Linked DNA regions of Homo sapiens: regions 1, 3, 4, 5, 6 and 7 are each linked to region 2. A link is a contact called in ENCODE Hi-C or POLR2A ChIA-PET data. All regions are on one chromosome and are shown on one strand. The core of a region is the stretch at or near the end of the contact, and the rest is flanking DNA. Distances in the headings are between cores, read along the strand shown. Region 1 overlaps PDE4B (phosphodiesterase 4B). Region 2 holds the start of LEPR (leptin receptor). Region 3 overlaps PDE4B (phosphodiesterase 4B). Region 4 overlaps PDE4B (phosphodiesterase 4B). Region 5 overlaps PDE4B (phosphodiesterase 4B). Region 6 overlaps PDE4B (phosphodiesterase 4B). Region 7 has its middle 140 kb from the start of SGIP1.

Region 1 (2,884 bases), core at 26-2,525, 950 kb after region 2:
TTTTTTGTAAAACATTTTCATGTCTTTAAAATGCCTGTTGAATACCTGGAGTTTAGTATCAACTTCTACACAGATAAGCTTTCAAAGTTGACAAACTTTTTTGACTCTTTCTGGAAAAGGGAAAGAAAATAGTCTTCCTTCTTTCTTGGGCAATATCCTTCACTTTACTACAGTTACTTTTGCAAACAGACAGAAAGGATACACTTCTAACCACATTTTACTTCCTTCCCCTGTTGTCCAGTCCAACTCCACAGTCACTCTTAAAACTTCTCTCTGTTTGCCTGCCTCCAACAGTACTTTTAACTTTTTGCTGTAAACAGAATAAAATTGAACAAATTAGGGGGTAGAAAGGAGCAGTGGTGTCGTTCACCGTGAGAGTCTGCATAGAACTCAGCAGTGTGCCCTGCTGTGTCTTGGACCCTGCCCCCCACAGGAGTTGTACAGTCCCTGGCCCTGTTCCCTACCTCCTCTCTTCACCCCGTTAGGCTGTTTTCAATGTAATGCTGCCGTCCTTCTCTTGCACTGCCTTCTGCGCTAACACCTCCATTCCTGTTTATAACCGTGTATTTATTACTTAATGTATATAATGTAATGTTTTGTAAGTTATTAATTTATATATCTAACATTGCCTGCCAATGGTGGTGTTAAATTTGTGTAGAAAACTCTGCCTAAGAGTTACGACTTTTTCTTGTAATGTTTTGTATTGTGTATTATATAACCCAAACGTCACTTAGTAGAGACATATGGCCCCCTTGGCAGAGAGGACAGGGGTGGGCTTTTGTTCAAAGGGTCTGCCCTTTCCCTGCCTGAGTTGCTACTTCTGCACAACCCCTTTATGAACCAGTTTTGGAAACAATATTCTCACATTAGATACTAAATGGTTTATACTGAGCTTTTACTTTTGTATAGCTTGATAGGGGCAGGGGGCAATGGGATGTAGTTTTTACCCAGGTTCTATCCAAATCTATGTGGGCATGAGTTGGGTTATAACTGGATCCTACTATCATTGTGGCTTTGGTTCAAAAGGAAACACTACATTTGCTCACAGATGATTCTTCTGAATGCTCCCGAACTACTGACTTTGAAGAGGTAGCCTCCTGCCTGCCATTAAGCAGGAATGTCATGTTCCAGTTCATTACAAAAGAAAACAATAAAACAATGTGAATTTTTATAATAAAATGTGAACTGATGTAGCAAATTACGCAAATGTGAAGCCTCTTCTGATAACACTTGTTAGGCCTCTTACTGATGTCAGTTTCAGTTTGTAAAATATGTTTCATGCTTTCAGTTCAGCATTGTGACTCAGTAATTACAGAAAATGGCACAAATGTGCATGACCAATGTATGTCTATGAACACTGCATTGTTTCAGGTGGACATTTTATCATTTTCAAATGTTTCTCACAATGTATGTTATAGTATTATTATTATATATTGTGTTCAAATGCATTCTAAAGAGACTTTTATATGAGGTGAATAAAGAAAAGCATGATTAGATTAGTCTGTAGGCCCACTTATTTCACAATTAGTTCTGACATATGAAAAGCAGATCTTTCTCTTCTCTTGTGCCATTCCCCACAAAGAAAGCCAACCACTGTGTCCAGCCAACATCACAACTGAAGTTTCAGAATCTATGTCCAAAAAGTCCCCTAGTTTGGAACATTTCGCTTTTTTCTTAGCAACTGTTCACCCAGCTCAATGATGCAGGAAGGGGGTTGAGGAAGGAAAACAAAACAAAACCACTTTGCTCATCTCGAACTATTTCCTTCTACCTCTTTAAGAGTCTGAAGAGTTTAATCTACTAGATAAATAAGGGAATCCCCAACTTGGCTGAGTCCTCTAGAAAAGTGAATCATAGATTATAGAACATTAGTATAATGCAGTCAGAGAGTCCCATTGATTCATTTGACACATGAAGAATCTGAGGTCCAAAGAGTCATCTTAAACCACAACCCACAGAGCATGGGTGGACACTCAGGGTTTTCTCAGTGATCCATGCAGCCTCTTGTTGGTCATATGGCTAGGATTTTCTTTCTGGAAAGAACTTTTTATATATAAGAAAAATACTTAATGCTTTGTTGAAATCTTAAAGTCAGCATTTTAAAATATTTTATCCTGAGAAGAGTGTGTGTGTGTGTGTGTGTGTGTGTGTGTTTATGTGTGTGTTTGTTGCAGAAGGTTGCAAACAAGAATCGGTGTTGGCCCATAATAATTTAGCCACAAGGGAGTGCTCTGTGAACCAGTAAGATGGTCTTCTCTAAACACAGCTGAAATTAAGATGAGCCGACATTTCAGAACCAGCTTGCCTGCTAGTTGCAGAGCTATTTCCAACATTTTCCATCATCTCTGATATCTGATTGTGCCTCACCATCTCTGAGAGTTTGAAAAGGAGCAAAATAAATTGCTTACAATAGCCAGAGGTGTGAGTTTTACAATGCCCAGAGCTAGAAATATTTGCAGGTTTGTTTTCTACTGAGAAGAGGTTCTTAATTAACCCTTATTGCAAATAAGAATCATGTGGGAAATACATATATTTAAAAACACTTGTTTGGGGCCCATCCTCCTCCCAGATTTCTGATTGAATTGATCTTGGGCAAAGCCCTGGGCATCAGATTTTAAAAATTTCCCCCAGGCTGGAGTGCACTGACATGATCTCGGCTCACTGCAACCTCTACTTCCCAGATTCAAGCAATTCTTGTGCCTCAGCCTCCCATATAGCTGGGACTACAGGTGCATGCCACCACACCTGGCTAATTTTTTGTATCTTAGTAGAGATGGGGTTTCACCATGTTGCCCGGGCTGGTCTCGAACTCCTGAGCTCAGGCAATCTGCCCACTTCAGCCTCCCAAAGTGCTAGGATTATAGGCACAAGGCACTGCACCCAG
Region 2 (2,975 bases), core at 300-2,799:
AATGTGCAATTTTGAAAAAGTAAACTGAGCAAGGATCATGAAACATGATGGTGGTGAGAATTTATACTTCTCAGGTAGCCAGGGGAAGCTAGGTTTCCACAGATTCCTTTGTCTTTCAGTCCTTTTGAAAACGGAGAAAAAGCAAGAGAAGAGGGACGGCACCATCAGGTAGAGTGGATCTCAGCTAGAATGAGGGGAAGTGGCCCAGAATCCAACCTCCTCCAAAGAGCTGTGTGACAGGCAAGTCCTATCCTTTCTGCACCTCTTTCCTTAAATGTAAGTTGAAGCATTTGGACCAGACTGTTTCAATGATCTTCTAGATTGCTTTTGCCAAAACAGAACTCTCCATTCCTGTAAGATAAGTACACAATGGCTCTCAGAGATCTAAAAACTGGCCTTGGTTACCTGCAAACTTTGAGGCCCCAAGGCACAAAAATAATAGCTTTTTTTTTTTATTTTTTTTTTTAAGGTTCATGAAAGCTTCGGACACAAAAGCTTATATGGTCTTCGTCTCTATAAATAAACCAGGGAGTAAAGAAAAACCCCGCTAGTTTCAGTAAAGCGTTGCTATTAAGCAAAGCAAACCTATGCAAATATCAAGTTCTTAATGAGGAGTGTTTCCTAAGGGGCCTGTCCTCTGGTACCCCGCCTCTCCTCTGCCACAGTCATGTGAAGGCAGACAGGCACACACTCGCACACTAGCACGCACTTGGGAGCTCAGGGAACATAACACTGGTTAGTGAGTCGGTGTCCCTCTCCCATCGATTGCAACTTTTCCCCTCCTTCCCTCTCCTGCCTCTCCCCACTTTCTACATCTCCGTTCTCAGGAAGGCTCAGGGAGGATCCCCCGCTGCGTGCACTGCGTTCTGAGAGGCCGGGGAGAGACTCTGGGCCCGCGGTCGGGGCGGAGCCAAGGTCCCAACCCACATTGAACGGGCTTGAGGATTACTTGGAGGGCTCAGGATCTAGGAGGAGGGCCCAGGGCACTGGGTTGGGGTTACTCTGGGAAAGCTCTGTGGGACCAGGTGGGACCTTAGGGCTGGAGATGGACTCTGCGAGCTGGGGGCGGAGTTCTAGACTGGCAGGAGCGGAGTTCTGGGTGGCGGGGGCGGGGTCGGGACCAGCAGGGACGGCCTCTGAGAGTTGGGGGCGGAATTCTGGGCCGGTGAGGGCTGGGGCGGGACCAGCAGGGGAGGCCTCCGCGAGCTAGGGGAGGAGCTCTGCATTGTCTGGGGCGGGGCTTCGAGTAGCGGTAGCGAGGTCTGGAGCCGCAGGCGCTGCCTCCGCGAGGTAGGGGAGGAGCTCTGTACTGTCAGGGGCGGGGCTCTGAGTAGCGAGGCCGGGTCTGAACTATCAGGCGCGGCCTCTGCGAGCTGGGGGCGGGGTTCTGCACCGGCGGGGGCGGGGTTGTGAGTGGTGGGGGCGGGGTCTGGAGCAGCAGGCGCCGCGTTTGCGAGCTAAGGTCGGAGTTCTGCACCGGCGGGGGCGGGGCTCTGCGTGGCCGGGGCGGGCTCGGGATCCGCGGGGCGACTCCCGGTCTGGCTTGGGCAGGCTGCCCGGGCCGTGGCAGGAAGCCGGAAGCAGCCGCGGCCCCAGTTCGGGAGACATGGCGGGCGTTAAAGGTACATCGCGGTCCCCGGCTCGCTTGTCGTGTGGTGGGGTTGCCACCTCCGTTCCGGTCAAGCCTGGGGCTGCGCCTTCCGCGCGCCGTTGGGGAACGGCCTCACCACCCTTCCCGCCTCTCCGGTTCGGGAGGCGATCGACCGCTCCCTTCGTCCCTTGGGGTGTGGGTGGAGCGGCGTTTCGGGGGAGCCTTGGCCCTTTTTGCAAGGCCGCTGGCCTTCCTGCTCTCCAGTGGCGGCACCAGACCCCTCCCCAGCCTGAGCCCTCGGCGAGAGCGGCGCCCTCCACCTCTCCTGAGTTTTTAAACAAGGTTTCCACTTCTTGACGCCACCCTAACGCCTTTCTTCTGGTTTTCTGCCCCTCCGCAGTTTCCTATTTGCCACAAAGGACCCTTTGTCTCCAGCGTTCTTAGCATTGGGAAACTTAATCCTCTTTTTCCTAATGATTTTTCCAACTGGGCAGAGTTGACCGCGGGCGGGTGTCAATGGAAAGCACCCAGAAAGACGGTGTTTCTCGCAGTCGTGGAGAGTAGATTACGTGTAATTTTAATACTGCTTTCTTCGGTGTTTTCTCTGTTTATGGACAGAGAAGAAACCAGTGTGTGTGTAGTATGTGTTTTTTGCATGGGGCAGTTGGTAAAAACACCGCGTCCCTTATCTGTATGGCTTCAGAGCAATGCGAGACGGAAAAGGTTTTTTGCAAGGCTTCCTGTATTTTGGTAGGAAAACATTCCATTTCTAATCTGTCGAATAGAGTAGCATGACTTGTTTTTATATTGGCTTTTATATCATCCTTGAAATTTGCACCCAAAGATATCCCCAGTTAACATCTGCTATAAACATGTAGATAGTATATATACGAGTACGCCTCTGTTCACTATGAATTTATCCGAGTATGTGAGCTGTTAGCAGCAGACATTTTATCGTTATTTCTGGCTGACTTTTATACTTAATATCAGTTTAGTAAACATGGTTTACTTGGAGAGTGTCGACTGTGTTATATATCCATTTGAAGCCAATGCCGAAAACAGATGAAAAGTAGTGTCTCAGTACTACACATGATCAGAAACTACCAAATCATGATCACGTTTATGTGTGAATGTGTTAGAAAATTGTGATGTAGTGAAAAAAAAGGAAGTCTGAAATGGAAACGGACTAAGGGAAGGAAGCATTTTACAGATTGTTCAACTTTTATTGAGGAACTACTGTATGCCAGAGACTTAGGATACAAAGATAAATGAGAAGTTATTGGTGGGTGACAGAGCTGGAAATAATTATATTACTATGTCAGTGTTTATGTTGGGCTCAGATGCGGTGGGAGAACAGATGGTGGGTTGGATTTTGTCCTCCAAA
Region 3 (3,129 bases), core at 9-2,508, 860 kb after region 2:
TACTTATTGCCCCACTCCTCAAGTTTCTGTGGAGGGGATTCCATCTAATCTTTAACAGGGAACAGTTTTTGGGAAATATTACCTTTTCTCCCTTCTGTGCTGCGAGAGCAGAGGGCAAAGACAAGTAACAGTGAGTGGGAATTATAGGAGAGGTTTTTGCCTCAGTGAGCCTTTTAACCCACTAGAGATCTGGAAGAAAATGGAGTGGGTTTCTCTGGGAGGTGATTTGTTCTGCATTCCCTTGCTAGAAGATCACTTGCCTAGACATATGTAGGAAGTTTAACATGGGTTTTCCTCATTCGGAAGAAGGGTGGATTCAATCACTTCTGAGATTTTTCTTGTGTTAGGAGCATATATGATGGAACTGTGTTTTGGTAAATCAGTTTCAGTTCTACACTGCCCCTAAAGTATTTTGCTTGTTTTCAGAGGTCTGTCCATAAAGCATTTGTTTCAAATACAAGGCATGGGGGAGGAGGTGTTATCACAATATCAAACCCCTGCTAAGTATCAGATTTTCTATTAGGTACTCTGCAAAGGAGATCTGTTTTTATCCTCAACAACCTTCTATTAAGTCAATATCATTATCCCATTTTTTTTAACCAATAAAACTATGCCTCCATGAATGTAACTAGTAGTATAAAGACACTCACTCAGCTTGTAACAGACAGACCTAGGATCGGAACCATAAAGACACTCAGCTAGTAAGCAGTAGAGTTAGGATGTGAACACTGCCTTGTTTGGCTCAGAAGCCTGTGTACTTGGCATGAGCTCTCTGTGCTGTCCAGTAAGTAAAGGTGCATGTGATGCCCACACAGGTACCTGCGTTGAAGGTACGTACACCCTTGAGATGGTGTTTACATCTGTGGTTCCAATCACTCTCAGCTGTCTCTGAACAATACCAACTTGTTCTTCAGCAACATTTAATCTGTTTTTTTTTCCTCCAGATTCTAGAACTAGAGAGAATTTAGAAGAAAATACATTTCAAGCTTTAGTTTTCCCTCATGGGAATAACTGAGCCAATAGGGAGGTGGCAGTGTCTTCCTCTCTTCTAGGAATAAGTCTCCTTCCCTGAAAGACTTTTGGGTTTTGAGTAAGCCATCCTGGCAGGGAAAAGAGGCAGGGGAGAATTTTTAGGACGTAACAGAGCTGTGGGAGACATATCTCCAGTGCATTACTCACTGCTTAAAAGACACCCCCAGCCTCTGACATCACAAGGAGAGAGAATTAGATTTCAGATCAGTAGTGAAACTGAGGTGTGTCTTGCTTGAACACAAGGAGGCAGCCATCCAACTCTAGGCTGGCTCTGGAAAGTCCCATTTTGAATAATTTGCTTCTTATGATGCTTTGTTCAGCTTCCCTACCTTAAGTGAAACTGTGTGACTTAAATGAAAGAGCACTGAGCTGAAACTCAGGAAACCTAAATTTCAGTACTGGCACCAACCAGGTGTGTAACCAGAAGTAAATCCTTTAACCTTTCTAGACTCAGTCATCTTTAGTTTAAATTATTTTGAGTCTTTGAGTCTTAGAATTCAATCTTACTTCAGATTTCTATAATGGCTCCTGGCCCAAAAATAGTGGTGTGTGGGTGTTGACATGGATAATTCTTTGTCACGGAGGAAACAGCCCCTCAGTAAGAATCTGGAATTCAAGCCTAGGTCTCTTTGGTCTAACTCCAAAACCTAGGCTTCTTCCACCTCTCCTACCCTGACAAGAGGCCATACTATTGTTTCATAACAAAGTGTATCTTTATTATTTTTATAATCCCTGTTAGCCTTGTCATTGGCACAGTTCATTAGCAAACATTCATTGAGTGCTTATGAGTGCTGGGAAAATAAAAAGGAAGGGGACATGGTGCCTGACCTAAGCTTAAAAGCATTTTCATAAGGAGATTCTGGAGCCACACTGCCTGGATTTAGATCCCAGTTCTACTATTTTTAGACTAATCATTTCTTAAACTTTCTGCATACCTCAGTTGCTTCATCCTCATTTTCTTCATCTTTAAAATTTTCCTCTTAGAGTTGTTTTAAGGATTAAATTTGTTGCTTCTGTAAAACATTTAAAATAGTGCCAATTATAGAGGAAAGACCAAATACATCATTGCCGTTATTGTTACTATTATATATATATGTGTATATATGTATATATATATGTATATATGTATGTCAGTCCCCTTGTGTCAGGAGTCTTAGAAGGTTGCAACTGGGTCTTGTTTGCTGGCACTTAATAAATGTTTGTTGGATCCAATTATTCAACACATATTTACAATGTTTCTACTATGCGCAAAGCCCTCTGATGGATCCTTGGTAGAATCCAGAATTTTTACAACTTTTTAAAAAATTACCATGTTTTAGAGCTTGCGTAAGTATAATTTGGAATTTTTTTTCTCTTTCAATATTTCTCTTCTTTCTTTTTCTGTGGCCCTTGTATAGAAAGTATTGAGGAACTGAGAGGAAGATATCTCACACATATGCTTGCTAACTTAATCATATGAGCCATCCTGGAGGAGGTGGGGTTAACAACACACCAAAAAGAAGATTCTTCTCTTTCTTAAATGATAAATGTCTTTTAGAACTCTGATGTCAGACAAGAGAGTACTGCTTACTTTTAATGGGTTTTCTGTGTCAGAGAGAGAGAAGGGAGAGAGAGCGAGAGAAAGAGAGAGAGAGAGATTCATTCACCACTTTCTCATTGACTCATTCATTCACCCTAAAAGCACCTGGCGAGTACTCACCACAACATGAATCAGGCATTATGCCTGGGTAATGCTGGATAATGGAGATACAGAAATGAATAAAACATGGTTTCTTCTTTGGGAGAGTTAACAGTCGTGGGGCAGACAAACATAACTTGATTTATAACGCAGTGTAATAAGAATTTTTCAGAAGCATGAATAAAGTGCTCTGGAAGGACACAGGAAGGCAGGTAGTTGGGAGCAAGATCCTATCCTAAGTACAAATAACACTCTGTACTGAGCTGTACCTAGGAAATTTATAAATTGGATTTTATTAAATTTTAAAAATTAGTATTTCCCATAGCTCGGTCATTCATTATACGCCAAGTGTTCAGCCATTTCAGCTCAAGTTAGCATATTCTTTGAGCACCTATTATAACCAAGTGGATTAGGAGACT
Region 4 (3,326 bases), core at 363-2,862, 850 kb after region 2:
TCAGTATGTTTCTTAAACTCTCTGAGCTTCAGTTTTCTTATCCTTAAAATGGGGTGATAATACTCCCAGTGGAAGCTAAGAAATACCTAGCACAGCCTAGCAGAGAAAAGCAATCACTATATGATAATTTCCCTTCTCTTGTCACATGTGAAAATTTCATACCACTGAGAGTTTAAAAGTACCCTGCCTAAGATCACCCAGCTAGTAAATTAATGGTAGATGTGGACCCTGTCTATAGACTACGGCTACTAGGTATGGGTACCTACAAGCTAGATTGTCCCTAAAGGACCAGAGATTAATTCAGAGCAGTAGAAAAACCTAGGGAATTAATTCTGTGGCCACACCAGTAGGAAGACTCTTCTTTAGCAACAACGATGCAGGCTGTTCTTTGTCATTTAGAATTTGGCTTCGTTCTCACGCTTGCCTGTGCAAGAGAATGCAAAAAGAAGTGAAAACTACAGATTCCCAGGCCTCATCTCGGATATACTGAAATAGACTCTTCAGGGTTGGAAAAAGAAATTTAATAGCTCCCCAGATGAGTCGGCTGCGTATCCATGTTTGAGAACCACTGGACTAGAGTCTCACTCTCTTGCTCATTGCAAATGTCCTGTTACTCCTTAGTGGAGCAGAGAATCCTTAATGCCAGTGTTTCTGAAAATGTGGTCCTCAGACCAGCAGCATCAGCACCACTTGGGAACTTTTTATAAGGGCAAACTTTTAAGCCCATCCCAGGCCTACTGAATCAGCAACTCTGGGGGTAGGGCCCAGCAGTGTGTCTGAATAAGACTTCCAGGTGATTCTGATGCACCCTAAAATTTGAGAGCCCCGCTCAATAGTATTCCTGAGAAGTTTTCCAGCAGTGCATCAGGAAACAGGAGAGTCTGGTAGAAGTTCTGCAAAACATGAGAAGAAGGGTAAGAGCAGTGAAATTGAAAGGTTAGGGGCAGAGAAAGGAAAAGAAACAAGAAAAAAGGAGGAGCCCCAGTACTATGGGAACATGGGTTTGCTTGTTTCATTTAACCCCTGACATCAGCAGGCTTGTTATGATGTAGAATGACGTCCCAGTTCCTCCATGAAAATTCTGTTCCCTAAGTAAAGCAAGCTGGATGACTGTTCCCAGTGGTTGTGTGACCTTGGCAAGTGACTTCACCTCTCTAGGTCTCTGTCTCCTGAGGTACAAAAATTAGGGGCCTGAAGTGATTGATCGCCAAGGGTTCCTCTGGCTATAACTTTTTACAGCACTGCCCAAAGGAATTGAGATTCACTCTGGCATTTCGAGTGATGCCTGAGCAAGTGACTCTTTTTCTCAGGGCTTCTTGGAACAGCAAAACTTAAAACAGGGGGCTGGTTTGGGACCTGGAGTAAACAACTTCCTTCCTGGAGAGTCTGAGCATCCTGAGGACTTGCAGAGGGAAATTCCAGGCCATCTGGATGTGAGAGAATTGCAGTCATCTACCCGGGTTACAGGAGCTTGCCTTCCGGAGATGGCATTATGTCACTACATAGTTCATTATGACCTGGAAAAGTCCTCAGTAACCATGAGGGTGGGGTGTCGGGGGTGGAATGGGCAGTTTTGATACACAGACTCAGTCCTTCTTTTCTCTGTCTCCACAGGAGGTCCCCAGCTGCTAGTCAGCCTCCTGTCTCCAGAGTCAACCCACAAGGTAGGCCATGTCATAAGGTCTATCTAGATGTTTCAAGATAGAATAATAAACATGCCTCTTATTCAGAACTGTTTTTTAGAACAATAGTGTTGTTTGCATATTGTGGCTCTCAAAAGTATGTCTCTTGGTGACTTTTTTCTAAGGTACACTGGAGCATTACTTCACTCTATTAAAACCACATTAAAAGCAGTACTAAATAATTTGCCCATTGTATGTGCAGGCTTTCAGAATATGATAAACATGGGGTAATGCTGCCTCTTCCCCAAAGAGGAGCAGGAGACAGAGTTGTATTGACAGTGCAGCTTGACCTCAGCTTGCTGGCCCCAATAAACTCCAGGAGAGCTAACATCGAAGACCTAAGGTGCTCCACGTTCGCCTGAGGGCCCCTGCGGATATGTTAGTGGTTTCCCTCTTAATGTCAACTATAGATTCCACTTGAATCTACATCCTTTCCAGGTGTGAAACCAAAGGCTCTTTCCAGGTCACGAATCATTTCTTTTGGAGGGCATCCAACTTTGTTCCTCAACGGTGTTTTGTTTTGTTTTGTTTTTTGTTTTTTAAGAACCTAACCTCTCATCTTTCAGGACAGTGCATCCACTTTTCTTGGTGTGTTGAGAGCTGCAGAGAGGAAGGGCCACCTTGAAGGAACACCATGGAGTTCTGTTGGAACTGAAATTCTTCTTCACACAAAATGCAACCAGTTCTATGATATTTGTTAAAGTCCAAATAATGTTTTCTCCTAAATCTGTTCCCTACTAATGTAGCAGTAGATTTGAGAAAAACCACAGGAGAAACAATTAAGATGAACTCACACTGAGATCACCTAATGCCTGACACCTAACGATGCCTCACATGCTTTTCTATTTCCAGCAGCGCTTCATACTTAAAATCTTTCTCTCTTGGTTGTTGTGTTTTCTTTCTGGTATCCTGATCATAAGTATAACGGAAGTATTACAAAAGCTTAGCTTCTAAAAGAAGGGAACAAAAGCAGCAGATTCTATTGGCTCATTGGCTTCTGAAGTATTTGTGGTGCATGCTTTTTAAAATATTTTTATAAAAGAAAGATTGAGAACGAGAAAAAAAAGTGAAAGAAAGATACTAAGTAAAGGTGAGTTTACTCTAGAGCCTCGTAATATGAAATATAAAGAAGTAAACAGTACTCTATGGACTTCAAAAACCTGGTGTGCTGCATGTACTATTTCTTTTAGAACTTTTATAAAAAGAAACAAAATAGGATGTTTTAACATATAACTCGTGTTACATACTTGGAGATCGAAGGAGGTAGTTTTGAAACTCCAATCATTTCATCATATTGGCCTACCAGTGAGGCAATGTTGCTCACATTTCTGTTAGCCAAATTTACATCAATTTGATTATTTAGACTATGTTTTCTTTTTCTTGTAATAAATACTGACAAACATTAGGAGAATATGTACAATTTATGGTTCTATAAATTAGCTCATTAACCAAAGATGTGGTTGGAAAGATCCTTTTGTGATTATTGGCACAGCAACTACAGCTTGACAACTAGGGATTCTTTTGATAAAGTCTTCTCAAACAATGGAGCAAAGAAATGACAGTACCACTCAGGCAATTTGTTTCCTTCTGTCTCTGTGGCAAACTACAAAAATCTTGGCTTTTCACTGGGAAGAGAATGTAGTG
Region 5 (3,221 bases), core at 307-2,806, 530 kb after region 2:
TGGTATCTATGAATGTGACCTTGTTTAGAAATAGGGTGGATGCAGATATTATTAGTTAAGATGAGGTCATACTGGAATAGGGTGGACCCTTTCCCAGTATGACTGGTATCTTTATCAGAAAAGGGAAATTTAGACACAGCTATAGACACAGAGGGAAGACAGTTATGTAAATCTGGAGGCAGAGATTGGAGTTATGCTGCCACAAGTGATGGATTGCCTGGGGGCTACCAGAAGATGGAAGAGATGAGGAAGAATCCTCCTTCTAAGACTTTGGAGGGAGCATAGACCTGCTGACACCTTATTTTTAGATTTCTAGCCTCCAGAACTGTGAAATAAACTTCTGTTGTTTAAAGCCACTTAGTTTGTGTACTTTGTTATAGCAGCCATAGGAAACTAATACAGATGCAATATATATACTATATATAATATATATGAATACATATACATAAATATATATACTATATATAATATATGCATACATATACATAAATATATATAATCATATATATTTATAAATTCATTATCCTCGTGGAAGTGTCTTACTGGCATATCCAGGATCATTCTCTGGGCCTTTGCTACAACAACAGCTATAACTTTACAATTCAATGAACAAAGGGTTCTGCCAACTGCTAAGTATGCCCATCCCAATTGTACATTTGGAAATTGTGCAAAGGCCCACCCGTACCCATTGTGAGACAGACATGGTTTGGACTCCGGTTGCTAGTTGACTTCCATATACCTCTACTCTTAGCAGGAGGGTAATGTATTAGTCAGGGTTCTCTAGAATCATATATATATTATATATATGAGAGCTTATTATGTATTAACTTACATGATCACAAGGTCCCACAATAGGATGCCTGCAAGCTTGAGGAGCAAGGATAGCCAGTCTGAGTCTCAAAACTGAAGAACTTGGAGTCTGATGTTCAAGGGCAGGAAGTATCCAGCATGGGAGAAAGATAGAGGCTGAGAGGCTAGACCAGTCTCTCCTTTTCACGTTTTTCTGTCTGTTTTATATTCACTGGCAGCTGATTAGATGGTGCCCATCCAATTAAGATTGGGTCAGCCTTTCCCAGCCCACTGACTCAAATGTTAATTCCTTTGGCAACACCCTCACAGACACACCCAGGGTCAATACTTTGTATCCTTCAATCCGATCAAGTTGGACTCAGTATTAACTATCACAGGCAATGATGGTGTTTGGGATCTTTGGCTATCAGCATCAATCTGTATTCACGTGTTTGGAAATATCTGAGTAATTTACGGATTGATCGATGGTGTTGCAACATCTTTCTTGTTTTTCAGTTGATGTGTTTTGGGTCACAGAACTGGCTCAGGCCTAAAAGCTGAGCATGGAAATAAGGCTTTTCACTGAGCATAGCTGACCTCAAACTTCTACTCTGCCGTCACGTATCTCTTTTGAATATTCATATTCAAATACCCTTATTGGCTGCCTATCTATCTTGCCCCTAGGGACAAAATGTTCTATGAGCCCTTTCCATAAATTCTGTGGGTCATGCCTTGCTGACTCATTCTGAACTTGCTGTGGATTATAGCCTTCTGTCCACCGCTCTTCTATTGGGTACATGCTGCCACCTAGCCTCTGCTCTTCTCAGATCCTATCATCTCCATTGCTATTAGGGAACCCACTACCATAACAATATCTCACATCATTATTCCCAGGGGTCCTTCTGACCTTATTGCCTTGGGCATGTCTTATGGGCCTCCCTAAGGAATATGGTCGGTACAGGGTTTTCTGTCTCATAGAACGGACCCATTGCTTGCATGTTGCTTCTGTGAGCCTTTTAAGCCCTTCCTCCATCATTTGCTACAGCAATTCTGGCATCTCTATTTTGTTTACTGTAGGCCTTTCCTTTTCTCAGGCTTTCAAAGTTAATTGTATCAGCTGATTACAGCAATCACTGGGGCTCTTGCCAGGGCATTAAATCCTGTGTCACTGGAAAGTGCCACTATATTGCAAAACACTCCCTAACACAGCTGTATAGCCTATCTTCTCTTGATTTAACCCCCTGAGGAACCACTTCCAGTTCCTGATGGTAACATGTTATCCATGTCTTGATGTTTTTAGGCATATAATTTCTTTTCTGCTTTACCTGTCCCAACACTTTTGATCAGGTTATGCTGAGATTTTACTCTAATTATGAACCAAGAGAGGAAGTGGAGCAAGTCCTGAGAAGGTAAAGAAATGTTATCTAAGATACCTGCCTCACTTGATACCTTTGTATAACTTCAAACGTGTGTGTGTGTGTGTAGCTCTGTCTTCCAATAAGAGATAATTGGTCACATTTTCAGGTGCATAGGACTCAGGATAACCCAAGATTTGAGATTCTTAACTGTGTCGATACAGATATCCCCATCCAAGCATCAGGGCCCCACTCCCTTCAGGGCTCTAAGTTTGTGTAAGAGACCTGCCTAGACTGAGATCCAGCTTTCTCTGATGCACTGCTAACAATTAATTTTGTTTTCTCTTGTTCTTCAACCGTGGCTGCCATCCAGGTGCAGAAGTGGAAGTTTTATTTAAATAGTGCCTAGGAGTTCCTGTTACTCTCACTTTGCTAATTTACTTTGTTGATTAATAGACTTGAACCTGTCATTTTCTCTCTTCAATCACTGGTGCTGAGCAGTAGCCAACCAATTCCACATTCTTATAGTTGTTATTTCTTCATATCTCTAAAACACCCAGAGTATTGTCGCAGCTATTGCACCGCTTCCACCTGTATCCCATCACAGGACAGCATAGGTGAAAGCCAGTAAAATGCACCAGCATTCCAAGGACTATCAACATTCCACCTATCACCAGCAATAGGGTTCTCATTATCATCCAGCTGGAAAATGATCCAACTCCAGGATCCCCATCTTTACAGTCTGTCTCTTAGAAGTGCTTCTTGTATCAGTGGTCATAGATTGGGTTCCATTCAGGTTAGGGATCCTTGTTTAAGTCACTTATTGGGGATGTGCTCAATAGGGGAGTGAGGGAAGCAGAATAGGATGGGGAAAACGCCAAGCAAGAATGTGGTCTCAGGAGGGACTAGCTTCAGTCTGATCCTACAGGACACTGGAGCACAAATTACACAACAGAACTAGTCGTACATAGAGAAAAAGAGGCTGGCCTTGTGTATCCCATGCCAGGAGGTCATTGGCTGAGTCAACCCTGGAGAAGGGAGGGAAAGTGGTGTATCCACCCAGGCAAAGTGGCTTCC
Region 6 (2,916 bases), core at 32-2,531, 880 kb after region 2:
TCATTGTGACATTAGCTGTGTGTTTGCCTGTTTTGTGTTGAGGTTTGTACCTTCTATGCCTAATGTGTTGAGAGTTTTTATCATTAAGGGAAATTGAATTTTATCAAATGCTTTTTTCTGCCTTTATTTGTAGGACTTTTTAGTAACAAATTTCATTATAGAATGTAAATATTATAAGGAAAAAATATATGTTATAATATGAATTAATAATGGCATGAATATTAAAACCAAACAAAATGCATATTGGAAAAATTGGCACTATTGCACAAACACAGACATCTAGGGGAATGTCTTTCTCTCTGGTGTTCGTGTTTTTACCTTCTTCAGCCATGTGAAAAGACTTTCAAAGGTTCTATTTTATTCTCAGAGTTGACAGACTCACCCTTCAACAGAGTGGGCATCAAAAGCCAATAGCTGCCTTGAGTAAATTAATTTTTGTTGATTTTAGTTCCCCTTTAAGACTTCCTGAGATACTGATCATGGAAATGAATATTAGCGATTTAATTCTGGCACCTCGTCAGGACTCACACTGCATTCCTGGGTGCAGCCTGGAACATCACTGCTGGCTGGACTCACTTCTCCTTGCCCACCAAGGGACCTGAAAACCACATTAAGGTGGAGAGGAGAGTGTGGCACCTCCTTGCTCAGAGATCGGCCAGTTCACTGTACTTTATTGACTGTGGACTGTTGATTTATCCAGCCTTCTCATTTCACATGTGAGGGAGGGCGATTTGGAGTGACTTCTGTGCACTTACATAGCTGATAATAGAGGATGGACCAGAATCCACATCTCCAACTACCAGTCCAGAATTCTTTCCATTCCCCAGTCACTCACTTATTCATACATTCATCTAACATTTATTGGATGCCTACAGTGTGTGTATAGCTGTGACTACAAAGATGAATTGGACGCAGACCCTGAACTCAAGATCTTTACCCTGGCTTGTGTTTTTGATTTCCCAGAGGGTCTGAGGTCCATTAGGAAGGTGACTATCTGCCAGGGCAGTCTCTCCATGCCGGCTGGATTAGGCAATCACTGCTGGCCGTATGCAGTCCCGTTTTCAGTGTCCAAGTCTATTCTTCATAGATGGCCTATTCTCTGTTTTTCTGACTTTCTTACTGGGGTTTCTCACCCAAACATAGCATTACTGATAAATAATATTTAAGTGGCTGAGCTCTGAAGATTAAGCTATTAATATCACAAACAGGCTCCATATTCTCTCTAGTAAAGAGCGAAAAAGAGTCAGTATGTATGTGTGTGTGTGTTTACACATATGAGCATGCGGTGTGGCTCTCTGAGACACTTAGAAGAAAAGTTCCTGCGTGCTCATGAAAGGCCCATAGTACAGCTATGAGTATATTCCAGGCCTCACATGGCTGCAGTATTCACCAGATTACCAATATTAGAGAAGCAGATTTTTTTCTATGGGTAATTTTTAATAATTTAAGGGCTCTCATTTCTCATTATTTCAGAAATCCAACTTGGAGCTTCTCATTTGATCAGCAAGTATTTTCCAAGGGCCTCCTGTATTCTCAGCCCTGTAAGAGGTTTGGGCCTTGGAGGCTGAGTCAGAGATCATGATATTCAAACCGTTTTCACTTTCATTTTGTTGTTGTCATTTTCTCTCCATTTGATCCTGAGGTAAAAAAGGACTAGTAATATTATCTCTATGTCACAGAGGAGGAACCAGAGGCACAGAGAGGCTTAATGACTTGCCAGGACCCTCAAGGCTATAAGCAGGAAAGCAGGGGCGAGACCACCAGGCTTCTTACCGCTAGGACAATGCTTTTTTTTTTTTCTAACTATGCCAGATTGCCAGTCCATATTTTTTTTAATTCAGGAAGGATTAGAGAAAAAATATTGCAAGCATATAAATGTAATCTCATGATAGAATAGTAACAATTACATAAAAATACTAAAGTTCATTTTAAATACTACCTAAACTAGGTCATGAATTCATCCTATAGCTTTTTCTCCCAGCAGGCATAATTGAGTTGCTTTCCCAAATGCCAGGTTATTCTACCCATGCGAGTTATAAAGACCTTTTTCTTGAAGGGATTACTGCTGAACTTCTCCTAAGTCATGACTTTGTGATGGGAGAGATATAAGTAACATGTTCGTTGGGCTTTTATAACTCTAGAGAAAGCTCTTCCTAAATCTTGGAGCTTACTGCTCAGCCAACTTATTGACTTTGTTTAGGAGGTGGCCATTAGCCTCTCAAACCACAGAGGTTTGGACTGTTCAACTACAGTAAGCCCAGAAGCAAAGAGAGATTAGAACACAGCATCACTGGGTGAAAATGGGGAAAGCTAAACTGCTTCGAAATTGCAGTGCTCTGTCCTATACTCATTTCTGGAGGAATCAAGAAGAGCCTGAAGCAGAAGTGACCCACTGGCCTTGGAGACAGGAGGCAATGGAAAAGCACAGTTCATCCACAAACCAGCCTCTCTGAGCATCAGCTTCCTAGCTGCGTGACATTCCCAAGACTCTTCCCTGCACTAATTTCCACATTTATAAAAAAGAACCACAGATGTGTCCTTGATGGTCATCTTACTGTCATCTGTTACCACCACATACGCTGTCTTGTTATGTGGCTTGGGAAAATCTATAAACTGGTCTTTTGGCTTTGATCACCTGATTGATTTACTGTCAGCAGATGATATTAAAATTAGCTTTCATTTGTTGAGCAAATCTGGATGGGCAATTGAGGTGGAAACAGGGAGTGGCCTGGGTGGTGGCTGGAATTAGAATAGTAATCTCTTGTGTTTTAGAGGTTACAAAGCACTTTCCCACATGTAGTCTCATTGAATTACTACAAAGTCCTGCAAGGGCTGGTATTCTTAACCTCATCAGACAAATGAGAAATTGATGTTCCGAAAGATAAAGTGACTGGTCAGCATTCACAAAAAGATTTG
Region 7 (3,048 bases), core at 400-2,899, 980 kb after region 2:
ATGTCACACCTGGAACCCACTACCTAGCAAAACATAAGAATTTGGAGTAAAACACCATTTTTAAAAATCTACATGTGCCTTTATCCCACAGGGAGTTCCTGAGGCTTCAGGGAGACTTTCAGGGGTCCAGAGAACCCAGAGGGATAAGGGGCTGGGAGTAATTTTAATGGTGTAGGATCTCATAGGATGGAGTGAAGTGGAGAGTTGCGGGAGGCATTTTTACACTGCTTATCCCACAACACTCTCTAATATGGTTTAGCCCTTTCACCACACAAAGTAAGAAGCTGACGGTTAGACACACAGGGGAGAGGCTGCTTCATATGGCAGAAAGAGCTGGGACTGCCAGTCCATGAGATGTTTGTTACAGTTCTCATTTCTTTACTTATTTTGCTGGGTGATCTTGGGCAAGTGGCCTAGCTGCTGTTACAACACAACCACAATGATAACTGCCATTCATTGGGTGCTTCCCAAGGGCTAGGCCTTGTCCTAGCCTCTGAACGTTTATTATTGCATTTCCTCTTCACAATAACCATAGGAGGTAGCCATGATTTTCTCCCTTTCGTGGATGAGGGTTGAAGCATGCTGCAGACTCAAAGCCCCTCCCCAGGGCTCTACATCTACCGTAAGGCCACCTTGGGCAGACACTTCTCCTTTATAGAGCAGGGAGCCTCTGACAATGCAAACGTCAATGTCAGATAATTTTTTTTCTTTTAACAATCGTCACTCTGGATGATGCTGGGGTGGTGTGTGTGTGAGGAGTGTTTCCTAGAGAGACATTCATGACAGTTCTTAAGGTCAGGGGCGGTATGGCTGGAGCCACATTTGTGAAATTTAATCACCAAGATTCCCCTTCTTTCAAAAGAGTAGAGCTCCTTCTTCTCCTTTCCAGGCTCTCTGTTTCCGGAGCTTTGGGCTTTACTCTCTAAGAGTTTCAGATGTGTTGAAACTCTGTAGAATTCAGGGGAAATCTTGCTGGGTCAGAGCCTGCACAGTTATCCCTCTGGGAGTTTCCAGCTTTGTGTGGGCTCAATGTCAACAATTTTTGTTCGAGAAGCTCTAGAGCTGGCCAAAGGCCAAAGTTACCCTGGCCAGGTTGTTGGTGAGAAAACTTAAAGGTTATACTTCTATAAGAAGAAAGAGAAATTGTCTTAGCCACAGGCAAATGACAAATGTGTACAAGGGTTTTACATTTGCCATCTCATTCAGCTTCCACACGGGAGACAGGGGATAGTATCCCCATTTTAAAGAAGAGAGAATTGAATTGGCCAAGGTCACCCAGATAATAGTAGAATTGGGAGAGATTTTTCTTTTCAAAACCAGCTCTTCATTGCCCATCGTTCCTTGCTAATTCTCCAGCTGAGACACAGGATCATGTTGCAGTATAAGAACATACCAGACTAGCTGGGATTAAATTTTGGCCTGACTGTGGGCTAGTTACTTAATCATTCTGAATCTCAGTTCCTCATGCATGAAATGAGGCTGAAATTACCAGTATTTGCTTCACAGGGCTCTTGTGAGTTTTCAATGGGTTAATATGGGGGAAATCTTAGAACAATGTACATGACATAGTGTCAGCTATTTTAATCATATAACTTGATTTAAGAAATGCACTGTTGTTTTAGCAGGTATATAGTGTACACTAGGGGAAGGAAAATAATTCTCAGACAACAAATCAGACTCTGTGCCGGGTGGGTGCTTCAGACTCATAACTCATTTAGAGTGTTACCACAGTCCTATGAGTGAAGCACTTAACAGATGAGGAAACTGAGAAATAATGTGCAATGTGACTAATGTTGCTCAGCTACAGAGTATTCGAGCTGGAACACAAACCCCAGGCTGACCCTAGCACTTCTACCTTTCCCTCTGTCGTGGTGTCCGACGCCACTGGATGGAAACGAAGCAGCCCAACAAGAAAGCATGTGCTGGAAAACACATATATGTGACTAGAGGACCACCAGGGAGGGAAGGGCTGCCATCTTACTAACGTTGCCTTATTTTACAAATAAGTTATTTCCTGACCTAGTCTTCTGTACATTTAATTGTGATTAATACTGAAAATTAAAATGCACAAAGCACAGAGGAACCTGGTATTTCAGGAGCCTCCTGTAATTGATTCAGAATTTGAAGACATTCATCTGTATTTGTTGTTTATTGTCTTCCTACTATGTGCTGGATCTGAGGGTTAGAAGGTTAATGGAGGAGTGACACAAAGATTAAATAATGACACACTGAATGGCATGTTCACTAATGATGATAAGCACCATTAAAGACAGCTGGATGGAATTTAAAGGGGTAGATGGTAGTCTGGTCTGATCTAGCCAAGGGCCCAAGAGACAGCATGCAAAAGTCTAAAGGAAGAAGAGAAGGAAAGGATAAATATCACAGACAGAAAGAAAAGCATGAGCAAAGGCTTTATGGCAGAAGGAGCATAGACTATTTGAGGAACTGAAAGATTCTCTCTGTGTCTAGACCACAGAAAAAATGGGTTAAAGAAGTTCAAGATGAGGTTGGAAAGGCAGGAAGGGGCCAGAGTATGCAGAACACTGGTTATCATATAGAATCGGTCTTTGTTCTAAAAGGATGGGGAGGGATTCAGATAAAAAAAATTAAGATTTTTTTACAAGGGCTGTAAAATTGCAAGTAATCTGTTTAGGTTATGATTAACACAACATCATATCATTGTATTATATACTAACATATGGTTAGTATCCATCATATTGTGAAGGTATGACAAACAGCCTTCAACTTACATCCAATTCTGAGGATAATTAATGGCTATGGGAATAATGTGTTGAGACTCAGTGGGTATATCTGGATCCAGTAGGAATGAATACTATTATCCATTAACAATATAGGCCTGTCCAGGCACAGTGGCTCATGCCTATAATCCCAGCCCTTTGGGAGGCTGAGGGGGGCAGATTGCTTGAGGCCAGGAGTTTGAGACCAGCCTGGCCAACATGGTGAAACCCTGTCTTTACAAAAAATACAAAAATTAGCCAGGTGTGGTGGCGCATGCCTATAGTCCCAACTACTCGGGAGGCTGAGGCA

Evidence for each region. A loop is a pair of places that touch in the nucleus more often than their neighbours do. ChIA-PET counts read pairs that join two places held with the same protein, here RNA polymerase II (POLR2A). Pooled maps may share reads with other maps.
Region 1: a map of naive thymus-derived CD4-positive, alpha-beta T cell shows a loop between it and region 2 (17-fold over the local background). The contact joins the enhancer-like site here to the promoter of LEPR in region 2. A Hi-C loop is called at or near these places in 1 of 168 maps with a recorded cell type or tissue (naive thymus-derived CD4-positive, alpha-beta T cell), 4 of 37 single-sample maps with no recorded cell type and 9 of 50 pooled maps. POLR2A ChIA-PET finds 5 or more read pairs at or near these places in 1 of 52 experiments (activated T-cell).
Region 3: a pooled map shows a loop between it and region 2 (6-fold over the local background). The contact joins the enhancer-like site here to the promoter of LEPR in region 2. A Hi-C loop is called at or near these places in 1 of 168 maps with a recorded cell type or tissue (OCI-LY7), 1 of 37 single-sample maps with no recorded cell type and 13 of 50 pooled maps.
Region 4: a map of endothelial cell of umbilical vein shows a loop between it and region 2 (18-fold over the local background). The contact joins the enhancer-like site here to the promoter of LEPR in region 2. A Hi-C loop is called at or near these places in 4 of 168 maps with a recorded cell type or tissue (OCI-LY7, ascending aorta, endothelial cell of umbilical vein and 1 more), 4 of 37 single-sample maps with no recorded cell type and 10 of 50 pooled maps. POLR2A ChIA-PET finds 5 or more read pairs at or near these places in 1 of 52 experiments (activated T-cell).
Region 5: a loop to region 2 is called in a map of IMR-90, with 5 times the contacts of the local background. The contact joins the enhancer-like site here to the promoter of LEPR in region 2. A Hi-C loop is called at or near these places in 5 of 168 maps with a recorded cell type or tissue (IMR-90, K562, dorsolateral prefrontal cortex and 1 more), 6 of 37 single-sample maps with no recorded cell type and 14 of 50 pooled maps.
Region 6: a pooled map shows a loop between it and region 2 (5-fold over the local background). The contact joins the enhancer-like site here to the promoter of LEPR in region 2. A Hi-C loop is called at or near these places in 4 of 50 pooled maps. POLR2A ChIA-PET finds 5 or more read pairs at or near these places in 2 of 52 experiments (OCI-LY7 and PC-9).
Region 7: a pooled map shows a loop between it and region 2 (5-fold over the local background). The contact joins the enhancer-like site here to the promoter of LEPR in region 2. A Hi-C loop is called at or near these places in 4 of 37 single-sample maps with no recorded cell type and 5 of 50 pooled maps.

The regions. Positions count from the first base shown.
Region 1 is chr1:66,373,081-66,375,964 of GRCh38, forward strand. PDE4B (phosphodiesterase 4B) reads left to right here. Exons shown (of 17, transcript NM_002600.4): 17 at 1-1,494. Among named protein-coding and RNA genes, the nearest start is that of SGIP1, 160 kb to the right of the region's middle. RefSeq lists enhancers at 201-250, 1,197-1,376. Within about 2 kb of position 1,276, at least 8 of the 41 ENCODE cell types and tissues checked have a DNase peak (open chromatin) inside an H3K27ac peak, as active enhancers do.
Region 2 is chr1:65,419,119-65,422,093 of GRCh38, forward strand. It overlaps LEPR (leptin receptor), which reads left to right and starts at 1,550. Exons shown (of 20, transcript NM_002303.6): 1 at 1,550-1,622. LEPROT (leptin receptor overlapping transcript) reads left to right here and starts at 1,550. Exons shown (of 4, transcript NM_017526.5): 1 at 1,550-1,622. The coding sequence starts at 1,607. RefSeq lists enhancers at 864-1,396, 1,397-1,930, 2,004-2,053 and silencers at 1,044-1,113, 1,134-1,633.
Region 3 is chr1:66,281,238-66,284,366 of GRCh38, forward strand. The region is part of intron 7 of PDE4B (phosphodiesterase 4B); the gene reads left to right. Among named protein-coding and RNA genes, the nearest start is that of PDE4B-AS1, 230 kb to the left of the region's middle. RefSeq lists enhancers at 1,098-1,397, 1,448-1,527. Within about 2 kb of position 1,259, at least 8 of the 41 ENCODE cell types and tissues checked have a DNase peak (open chromatin) inside an H3K27ac peak, as active enhancers do; they include OCI-LY7, where a contact is called at or near this core.
Region 4 is chr1:66,264,424-66,267,749 of GRCh38, forward strand. It overlaps PDE4B (phosphodiesterase 4B), which reads left to right. Exons shown (of 17, transcript NM_002600.4): 7 at 1,615-1,664. Among named protein-coding and RNA genes, the nearest start is that of PDE4B-AS1, 220 kb to the left of the region's middle. Within about 2 kb of position 1,613, at least 5 of the 41 ENCODE cell types and tissues checked have a DNase peak (open chromatin) inside an H3K27ac peak, as active enhancers do; they include endothelial cell of umbilical vein, where a contact is called at or near this core.
Region 5 is chr1:65,947,520-65,950,740 of GRCh38, forward strand. The region is part of intron 3 of PDE4B (phosphodiesterase 4B); the gene reads left to right. Among named protein-coding and RNA genes, the nearest start is that of PDE4B-AS1, 100 kb to the right of the region's middle. Within about 2 kb of position 1,557, at least 3 of the 41 ENCODE cell types and tissues checked have a DNase peak (open chromatin) inside an H3K27ac peak, as active enhancers do; they include dorsolateral prefrontal cortex, where a contact is called at or near this core.
Region 6 is chr1:66,299,775-66,302,690 of GRCh38, forward strand. The region is part of intron 7 of PDE4B (phosphodiesterase 4B); the gene reads left to right. Among named protein-coding and RNA genes, the nearest start is that of SGIP1, 230 kb to the right of the region's middle. RefSeq lists an enhancer at 1,616-1,675. Within about 2 kb of position 1,282, at least 12 of the 41 ENCODE cell types and tissues checked have a DNase peak (open chromatin) inside an H3K27ac peak, as active enhancers do.
Region 7 is chr1:66,394,929-66,397,976 of GRCh38, forward strand. No RefSeq gene overlaps it. Among named protein-coding and RNA genes, the nearest start is that of SGIP1, 140 kb to the right of the region's middle. RefSeq lists an enhancer at 2,375-2,554. Within about 2 kb of position 1,650, at least 5 of the 41 ENCODE cell types and tissues checked have a DNase peak (open chromatin) inside an H3K27ac peak, as active enhancers do.